2 separate regions of the Homo sapiens genome follow, and region 2 is linked to region 1. The links are chromatin loops, found by intact Hi-C in ENCODE. Cell type or tissue: PC-3. All regions are shown on one strand.

What was found. A loop is a pair of places that touch in the nucleus more often than their neighbours do. Peaks named below come from ENCODE experiments on the same cell type or tissue, not always from the same donor. Only the 100,000 strongest peaks of a DNase experiment are listed, where the experiment ranks them.
Region 2: a loop joins it to region 1, with 4 times the contacts of the local background. A loop is called at or near these places in 3 of 110 quality-filtered maps.

The regions. Positions count from the first base shown.
Region 1 is chr12:71,214,881-71,219,880 of GRCh38, forward strand. LOC105369831 (a long non-coding RNA gene) reads left to right here and starts at 1,954. Exons shown (of 3, transcript XR_945081.2): 1 at 1,954-2,230; 2 at 4,513-4,626. In PC-3, a CTCF peak has its summit at 2,303 (motif pointing right); a DNase peak (open chromatin) is centred at 2,311.
Region 2 is chr12:71,155,679-71,160,678 of GRCh38, forward strand. TSPAN8 (tetraspanin 8) reads right to left here and starts at 2,321. Exons shown (of 9, transcript NM_004616.3): 1 at 2,252-2,321; 2 at 1,941-2,109. The coding sequence starts at 2,000. In PC-3, no CTCF peak of the experiment used is centred here; a DNase peak (open chromatin) is centred at 2,363; H3K4me3 peaks cover 1,555 bases; H3K27ac peaks cover 2,987 bases.

The sequences.
Region 1 (5,000 bases):
AATGAGGCCACAGCTCCAGGCTTCTACAGGTCAACTAGTTCTTACACAAAATCTTTTTCAAGAACACAGACTCTGGCTGTCTTGAAAATATATTTAAGTGGTTAAAAAAAAGAACTGAATAAGAGAAAACGGGTGGCTGAGCTCGAATTCTTTTCAACTCTAGGAAAAACTCACAGTGCATTCCTACTGATGGTGAGCTAAGGACAAAGCATTCCCTAAATAGTATGCATTCAACCATTAACAGATTGTTAACACCACAATGTAGCAGACATAGGAAATACTTAAACCAGAATGCAGTAACCAAATTTCAGTTCTATAAACTTGCAGTCTGCTTCAAATTCTACTCAACTGTATTTATGCACCAAGCAATGCACTAATCGTTGGATAAATAAGGCATATGACCTTTTGTGCCAAAAAAGTACACAGTATGTTTCTAAACTCCTCAAAATTTTTAGCATGACTGTATTATTACTTAGTTGAATATTTTTCTCATTTGGTAATGAATTATGAGTGTGATATTCATTAGGTCCCAAATAGTGCTCTTCTTATCCACTAAAAGAGCTACATAAAAAATACAAAAGTTGTAGCACTATTCACAATAGCCAAGATATGGAATCAGCCTAAGTGCTCATTAACAGATAAACAGATAAAGAAAATGTGGTATATATACACAATGGAATATTATTTCACCATAAAAAGAATGAAATACAGTCATTTGCAACAACATTAATGGAACTGGAAGACATTATGTTAAGTGAAATAAGCCAAAGACACAAAGGCAAATGGCATATGTTCTTACTCATATGTGGGAGCCAAAAAATAGGCTGGGAAGAATAGTGGAGAGGAAGGGATAAAGAGAGGTTGCTTAATGGGTACAAAAATACAGTTAGAAAGAAGGAATATGATCTAGTATTTGGTAGCACAAACACTTAGGGCGACTTTAGCTGACAATAGTTCATTGTATATTTCAAAATAACTAGAAGAGTAGAATTGGAATGTTCCCAACACAAAGTAATGATAAGTGTTTGAGGTGATGGGTATCCCGACTACCCATATTTGATGATTATACATTGTATGCTTGCATCAAAGTGTCACATATGTTTCAAAACATGTACAACTATAATGTGTCCATACAAATTAAAAATAAATTAGTTAAAAATGTAAAGGCAGATTTTCTTACTAAAATTCAAAAACTGCCTTTATATAAATTACAGAAGAAAATAAATTTTAAATAGGGTGATAAATCCCAAATAATTTATATTTAGTTTGTGAATGTTCAAAGCACACACACACACACACACACACACACACACACACAGAGATGTTCTAATTCAGATATGAGCCCTCTCTGAGTCCAATTTCTCTATCCACCACAAACTTTACACTTTCTTCTGTTAGCCTACTTATATATGCATACAACTAGTTGACCTGTAGAGGCCTGGAGCTGTGGACTCATCAACACCAGGTGCCCACCAAATCACATAATGCCTGCATATCTCTAATATATTAGAGGAAGGAGAACTAAGTAGATAAAAGCTCAGGTATCCATAAAATGTAATATCTAAACTAGGACAATGTTGAAAATGAAGAAAGCCATAATGATTACAGTGGGACAATAGAAGGAAACTGGGGCTATACTGGGCAAATTGAGACATTAGAGTCACCCTGTTAAAAGTCTGTGCTGAGTTCTGAGGTCACACTCTGCTAGTAGTTACAGAGAAACAGCTGAAGGCTTTTCAGTAGTGTTGTTAAATGACCAGAACTTCAGGAAGCTTAGCATAGAAGTGGGTTATGGCTCGATTGGAGCAGAGAGAGACTGAGGCTAGGAAAGCCCATGAACATTTTTATGACACCAGTGAAGACATAAGGAAAGGCCAAGCCACGATGGCAGCAATAAAAAGAGAAAACCTATATGAGACATTATCTAAAATCACAGTTAAAGCAGTTAAAGAAGATATACAAGTTGTGACACTGGTCCAAGTAGTTATAAACTTTTGAACACATCTCAAGGGACTTGATAGGTAAAGGTCAGGCATGGTAGAGCAATTGCCAGCAGGAGAAACCAAGGTGAGATCAGATTCCAGGGCCAAAGCTGTTTGCTTCATACTCATTTTTTTCATACTTCCTGTTCATCTGAGTGCCAGGATCACAGGTGTGTGCTTCACTCCACGGAGAACTCCACGGGGGGTAGTAAACATCCCCATTCTGTTTACTACCATGGAAGGCATAGGTAAGCCAAGAGGTTCTGTCACTAGTGGGGTAATAAAATGCCACCAACAATTGCTCCAGACACCACTTGGTGGCACCAGTACCCTGAAATGATTGAATGCAACCTGCTTATCTTGTTCTTCCATGGGAAATTCATATAAACCTTCAGCCAACCCTCAAGTTCAGTTTTTTCCAGGATTATTTGAGTTTGTCGGAACTGTCACATCCTCCTTTATTGTTATCCATGGAGATTCTGGTAGAAGATGAGAATGTCTTTATTTTAATGATCTCTTATTATTTCAAGTATTCCTTTGAATGTACACACACAGAATTTTGCATAAATATGACCATTTCTTACTGGATTTTGCCTATATTAGATTCTTCCCTTTTTGTTTAGCTTCCTCACCTACCATCACCACAATTCCCCCAACCCCTTCCAGAAAACCCACCTTAACAACCTGGTATGTATCTGTTCATATTTTTTCCATCATATAACCTTATACAAATGGATAGATAGACTATAGAGAGACAAATGAATACATACAAAAGTTGTTTTGGTCATTGATTCATAATGTAGACTCACATGTTCTTCTATACATGTTACTTTTCTATCTCAACAATACCAGGTGGTAATTCTTCAAAGTCAACTGGTATTGCTCCATTTTGCTCTTTTGAGTGGCTATATTATATTCTATGGTATAAATATGCCTTAATTTATTCACCAACAGTCCCTATTGAAGGGCATTCACTTGGTTTTACTTTTGCCACATTAAATAATGCTGCTGTTGTCTATATCCTTATGCACTGGTACGGACATAAGTATATATTTTTTTAATTTATGAAATGTTGCCAAATTTACTTTCAAAAAGCTGCTTAAAATTCCCATTTCCCCAGCAACGTATGAAAGTACTCCTTCCCTCACATCTTCACTTGCTATGTACAGTTTTGCTTTTTACTTTTTCTCAGCTTGATGGGTGTAAAATGATAACTTATTATTATTTACTTTTTGTTTTTCTGACTGTTTGTGATTTTTTTTTAGCATCTTTTCAGGTTGTTGGGCTATTTTGATTTGATTCTTCACAGCATTTGCCCAAAGCAGAGATTTTTTTAAAAGACCTCTACTTAATAAAGAAGCTAGAAGAATATTGCTAAAATATATTTTAGAAAGTAGAAAATATGATTTATTATAGTCACTAATATCCATATGAAATATCTAACACACACTAAAAGCATTGGAATGCCAGAAAATAATCTTGTAAGTACTATTTAATTTGAAATGTCTCCTCTGAAGACAGAATGTGCCTATTTTTCTCTTCATAAGGAATTGTCTCTTTCATAGTGTTTTACTTCTGATCGGACAATGTACTTTGCTGTGTATGCTTAAGTAGGATTAGGTATTAAATAGAACCAGTTCCATTTATTTGATTGCCATTCCAAATACTTGCTTTAAAAAAGAAAGAAAGAACAAAAAATCAGTAGGGAAAGAAATTGTATTTTTAAGCTTCTAAGAAGATTTTATAAACAATAGAGCCCAGAGAACAAAAAAAAAAAAGCCATAAAATGACTTGACAGTGTCCTTTTAAGTGAACATATGTGAGTTTTATGCATCCATATGTGTTCACATATGCCCTACATATGCACAGCCAGCTGCTAGCCGGCCAGATTGTTCAGTGTGTATGTTTACTGGAAAACAAGCCCAAAGTGTTTGGTCTCTTTGTTAGAGAAACAGCTCATAATTTCAAGTATACAAATGTCAGTTGTTTCTCATTTCTTTTTCTTCCAAGCCAAATGAGCTGTTGATGCTCAATTTGGCAAGAATCTAACTGAGGCTGACTATCAGCCAGCCACAGGAACCCAGCCCTGAAAGTTTGAGAAATTTTTACAAGAATAAGAAGCTTTTTCCTAATGGCTCCCTAAACCATAGAAAGTTTCCTTAGAGCCTCAGCCAGTTCTCTCCCACTCAATATCCCAAAGTATAACCGCTAACATTGTTTGGATACTAATGGATTAAGTTAGGGTGTGAAATGGGAATATTAAGTCCTCCCATACTTTGGCCAAATACTCTTTAGAAACCCTCTTAACAGAGAAGAGCCCGAGGGTGTAGAGATTTTATTTGTGATAGCAACCTGAGCTATGAGCCCTAACATCTCTCCTTTTATTTCATCTTTTATGACTGTCCCACAGCTTAAAATGATGAAGTAACATTTGGACCAATTTCCAATTGAAGATTAAGCCTTTAGATCAATTATATATCTGCTTCCACAATTAAGGTATTAAACCCAATTATCACTGTTATCTCTGCAGCCTGAATAGAGGAAGGAAAAGCATGTGGAAGCTGGATAGAGTGAAAGAACTTGTGCTTTGGGGCGAGAGAGTCTGTGTCCCATCCTGGATCATTCCCTGACCACATGGCCTTAGGTAAGCAGCTTCACACTTCCAACTTCAGTGTCCTTATCAGCTAGATGAAAATATGCCGATTTCCTAACATTCTGATGAAAATGAAATGAGAAAACCTACGTAAAGAACAATGCACAGTACTGGAGATAGGATAAGTGCTCAATAAATTTAAGTTCTATTCCCCCTTCTTTACATTTTTCTCACCCTAGTCCCTGCAAAAAGAGAGAGACATGAGAACCAGGAATATTTCTTGATCAACGACATAATCCAAAGGTCCCCAATCCTAATGGCAGGGAGGAAAAGGGCTGAATTAAACAAACAAAATTCATTTAAAATGTTGGTTTTTCATATCATAAACAGAGTCAGAACTGATAAGTTGTATTTATGTGTGAACA
Region 2 (5,000 bases), 59 kb before region 1:
ATTGATTTAAAAAATTCTTATTAAATTTTTAAAGTGTAATAATGATATTGTGGTAACATTTTTTTTTTTCTGAGATGGAATCTCACTCTGTCGCCCAGGCTGGAGTGCAGTGGTGCGAGCTCGGCTCACTGCAACCTCCCCCTGCCAGGTTCAAGCAATTCTCCTGCCTCAGCCTCCCAAGTAGCTGGGACTACAGGGGCGTGCCACCATGCCCGGCTAATTTTTCATATTTTTAGTAGAGGCAGGGTTTCACCATGCTGGCCAGGCTGGTCTCAAACTCCTGACCTTGTGATCCACCCATCTCGGTCTCCCAAAGTGCTGGGATTACAGGCGTGAGCCACTGCGCCTGGTTGTGGTTACATTTTTTCAAGAATTATTATGTTTCAGAGATATATACTAAAATGCTTACAGACAAAATTATATATCTGAGATGTGCTTCAAAATAATATGGGGTGGGGGAAGTGAATACAGTAAAAATGGAGAAAGATTGGCCATCTTTCTGTGGCCACCTGGGCTGGCCAATGGAGTTGATTACCTATCCTATCTTCTTTAGTGAATATTCAAAGTTCTCCAAAAAAAAAAAAAAAAAACAAACAAAAAAAAAACTAGAAACAAAACAAAACCAAAGAATACAGGTCTTTCTTTTTTTGTATAACCTGCTCCCAATGTTTAATCAATTTAAGTATCTCAAGGGAAGAAATGTATCAGAACTAACTAAAAAACTGGCATATATGTAGCATGAGCTACATTAAATATTTGCAAAAGCAGCCCATTTTTTTAACCTAAAAACAGCAGCCCATTTTTTTTGCCTTCTTTATTTTACTTTTTTAAATATTTACTTACTTATTTAAAAGTCACCAATATATCCATTTGTACTCATTAGCACTACTGATCATTGAATGGAAAATCAGTCTATACAATAAAGCTGTATTCATGTAGTTAAGTTTAATTAAGTTCATCATTATTTTAATAGAACAGAAATATAGCAACACATAGGTATGAGATGTCTGTTTACTAAAGATCAGGTACAAAAACAAAACCAGAGTTCTTTCATCCTTGGAGTGGATAAGGTAGCTTTTAATCCAGTATACAAAATACTTTTTTCATTTAAATACTTTGTGCTATTTCCACTGATTGACATTTAAACAATCTTTAATTGTACCATATATGCTAAAAATGATAAGGTCAATGTCCCAACATCCCAGCCTGCTCTTTTCATACCTTGTTTTTCCATTATCTATTGATAGATATCAGTTATCAATTTGTTGGTTATGTCTATGTCAATGGACTTTCAAGAGAAACATAACAAATTGCTAAAATACAAATCCTGTCAATTAAAAGGTAGGGTGATGACACATCAAAATACTGACTTTAAAATGCCAATACATATATATATCCACGGTCTTAGTTTGATTTTCTTATGATTTAGGAATTTTATCATTTCCCCCTCAAGTTTTTCATGACCCATTTTTTTTGTCTTTGAGGCTCTGAAAATGATCTTTATTGTCCCACACCCTGCGATTCACCTGTTCAAACCCAGAAGTGAAGGGCGGGAATCAGGACCCGGGCTCCGGATGGAATCAGACCATGTTTTTACCACAGAGTCCTTAAATTAGGGAGGCCTGCTTGATATACAACTAAGGAAAATTGTCCTTTAATTAAGGGGCATTTGTGTTCCTCTGTGATTTTTTTTTGCAGCAATATGAAAACATTTATGAAATGTTTATCCTCACATTCTGAAGTGCACTTTTTTGAGTCCTTGGCTCATTTTCAATTACTGAAATAACCAAAGAAAGAACAAACAAATCCAAACAAGTACATGGAAAATACATTTTCCCCCTTCTCTTATTTCTCTAGTGTACAGTCTGTTCTTGTTTATGATATTTATATCAAGATCCCCTTTCTTGCATAAAATTGATAATTAAAAGGAAAACACTTACCCAGAACAAGAAGTTGAAGGTAAACATAGAATATTTTATACAGGCACTCACACCTGCCATTTCGGAAAAGGATTAGGAATCCAGATGCCGTGAATTTAACTATTCGTTACAGGCTTGTCCTGCAATATGCTCTGGAGCAACTTGCCTGCAGAGATTTCTGTATCCACGGCTTCAGAGCAGAAAGAGAAAGCAAAGAAGTAGAGGGAGGAATAAAAAGTTATTAAACTGGATAAAAAAATTAACCCACACATTTAAATATCGCAAAGGCTATTAACCCACACATTTAAATATCTCAAAGGCTATTAACTCACACATTTAAATATCGCAAAGGCTATCTCCAGGCAAGTATGTTCCTTTGCTTGTCATAGCTCCTGGGGCACTGGGCCAGGATATTTATGATCCTTTCTCAAAAACTGCCTCCTCTAAAGTAAACAGATATCAAGTGAAGGGAATGGCACTGGATCAGGCAAGAGAATGGCACAGTGCTACTAAGTTCTTGGCTTTCAGAAACCACTGCCTGACTTCCCCGCCCTCCATTTCAACTATGGGGAAATAAGGTTGTTTTGTTCTGAGTTAAATGGACATTGTATCTCTACTCATTTTTGCATTGCATTTTCTCAATACTACAAAATTCCTTCTAAATGCAATAAAATGCATTTAGAAATCTGCAAAATATCAAAGCTTAGACATAGCAACCTGTTATCATTAAACCTAGAATAGTAAAATAACCATTACATGTATCTGCCCTCCAAAACATCTAAATTTATTTCAAAAGAATTCCAGAGCTGCCGTAAATACACCACAGAAATTGCAGAGGGAGAGGCAGCCTTGCCTATCATGATAAGACCATTTGCTTTTTATCTTTATTTCTTTATGATACAAAGGGAAAGAAATCATAAAGTGGCACTGACTGCAACATTGTTTTCATTTTATAATGCGTAGTCATTCTGATAGCTTGGTTTGTTTTTAAGGTGGACACTGTAATTTCCTTCCTCTGATAAATTGTATCTAGCAACAGCTGTTCTCCACCAACTCAGTTTCTGGATTCCAGGTCCTCCCGGACAAAAAAATTCAAAATGGGAAGGTGGTCATGGATCAGTGACCATAGATTTTACTATTTGTTTCTAGTGCTAATAGAAGGCAGCTGTCTCAGGTAAAGGCAAAATGCTCCGACATCATCAGGGAGGTGTGGACTGCTTTGTGTAAACAGCCTGGGTCATGTTAGTTTCCACATCCTGCCTCTCAAAGGGAGTTCTTCTCCCCCTAAATAAAAGAACCCTCTACTTTAAAAGGTTGTTGAGAAAATTATTCTTTAGAATCTTTGCTAAGTTTTACACGATAAGCAAGCATGAACTCCTTACAAAAGAAAAATATTATTTCTAATTTTCACTGGCATACAATGTTTTTGAAACAATTCTACTCCCTGACTACAAATACAATATATTTTAATGCATTATCAACAATAATATATAGCGTTAAAGGCCAAATTTAGGATTAATTCCAAAAATAATGGCTTAATATATAAATCATCACTAAAATTGTTTGTGTTCTCTTTCCTACTAGAAAATGGATAGTTTCACAACCTTCTATTGAGATATTTTGTATATAGAATAATCCAAGGCTGAAAGAATAATTTCAGATTGAATGAAAACCAAAATTGATTCATAGTCCCAGAAATGATTATTTATCAGAGGCTAAAATTAAAAAAAAATTACAGATTTAAATGCTGCTTTGTTGAAAAGAATGTATTGAATACTACCAAATTTTAGTTTGAAATAGATATTTTGGTGGATGCTGAACATCCTTAAAAAGAATACTGTGTAGTCTTTAGTTGAATCACTCTTGAACTCTGTAACACAAAAATCAATGGATGTGTTTGTACAGGAGAATGACTGTGTAATAGAACCCCTAGTCTAATTCAAAACCTATATGAAACAGTTCACTCCTGGAAATTCCTATTCCTATTAATGTTATAATCACACAACACTCTCCCAGGCTGAATTTGTACAGATATTTTGTATTTCTCTTTCTTTCCATCCAATCACTCTTACTGGTCTGTGTAGCTCCTAAATTACTGTCAAAACTATTTCTTCCATCTCATCCTTTTGCATTTCATTATTCAGTCCTTTATCATTTCTTACTTGAGCTGTGTCAATAGAATGAGAATTAATTTCCCTGGCAGTTTCTCCCAGTTCCTCTCTGCCTTAGCACTTTAAAATTCTTTTTGAGAAATACTTATTGATTAGGTAATGATAATGATGAAAACCCAATCTAAGGATATTTTCCTTTTACCTACAAGATAAAGTTCAGATTCCTTAAAGTAGCATTTACAGCACACAGCAAACAAGTCCTCCACCCACTTTCCAGAATTTTGTCCCTCCCCTTTCTTCCTAGGCAGCCTCCACTTCTAGGCTCCATAACCACAGAATTATTTCCCAGGCCTAGAACACACCTTTGGATTTTATGCCTTGTTCCTTCTGCCTGGAATATCCTTTCCCACCTTCTCTATTGCAACATCCCTGTGGAGCCTTCCCTTCCTCATCCTCTGCCCCCACTCTGGGCAGATTTACTTGCTTCTCAGTCCTCAAGTCCATTATTATTTGAACAGACCTTAAATCTACAATTGCCACTATATCACATTTATTTGTGTCTCTCCCCCACATTTGATTCTATATGCCTGAAAAGCAGAAATCTTACCCTATTCACCTCTGTACCTACAGTAGCTGGCATTAGAGCTACAGAGATTTGCAATGGCAGCCAAGCTCCTCAGAAAGTTCAACTAGTGATTTCCTCATTAGGTTCTCTAGGGAACTACCAATATGCTACCTCTGCCTTTAAAAAATCTATTAGGTCAAGAAAAACAGTTTATTAATTTCAGGACTTGTCAGAGCCTTCAACTTTCTAATATTCAAGGAGGTGATATATAGCAATTCTGAAATGAATATAATCTCAGAACATATTTTTGAATGACATATTCAGGACTGGTGTTACAGAACACACATACGCACTTACAGAAGCACTGTTCTAGACAAACTCTCACTCTTACACCTGAGAAAAGAG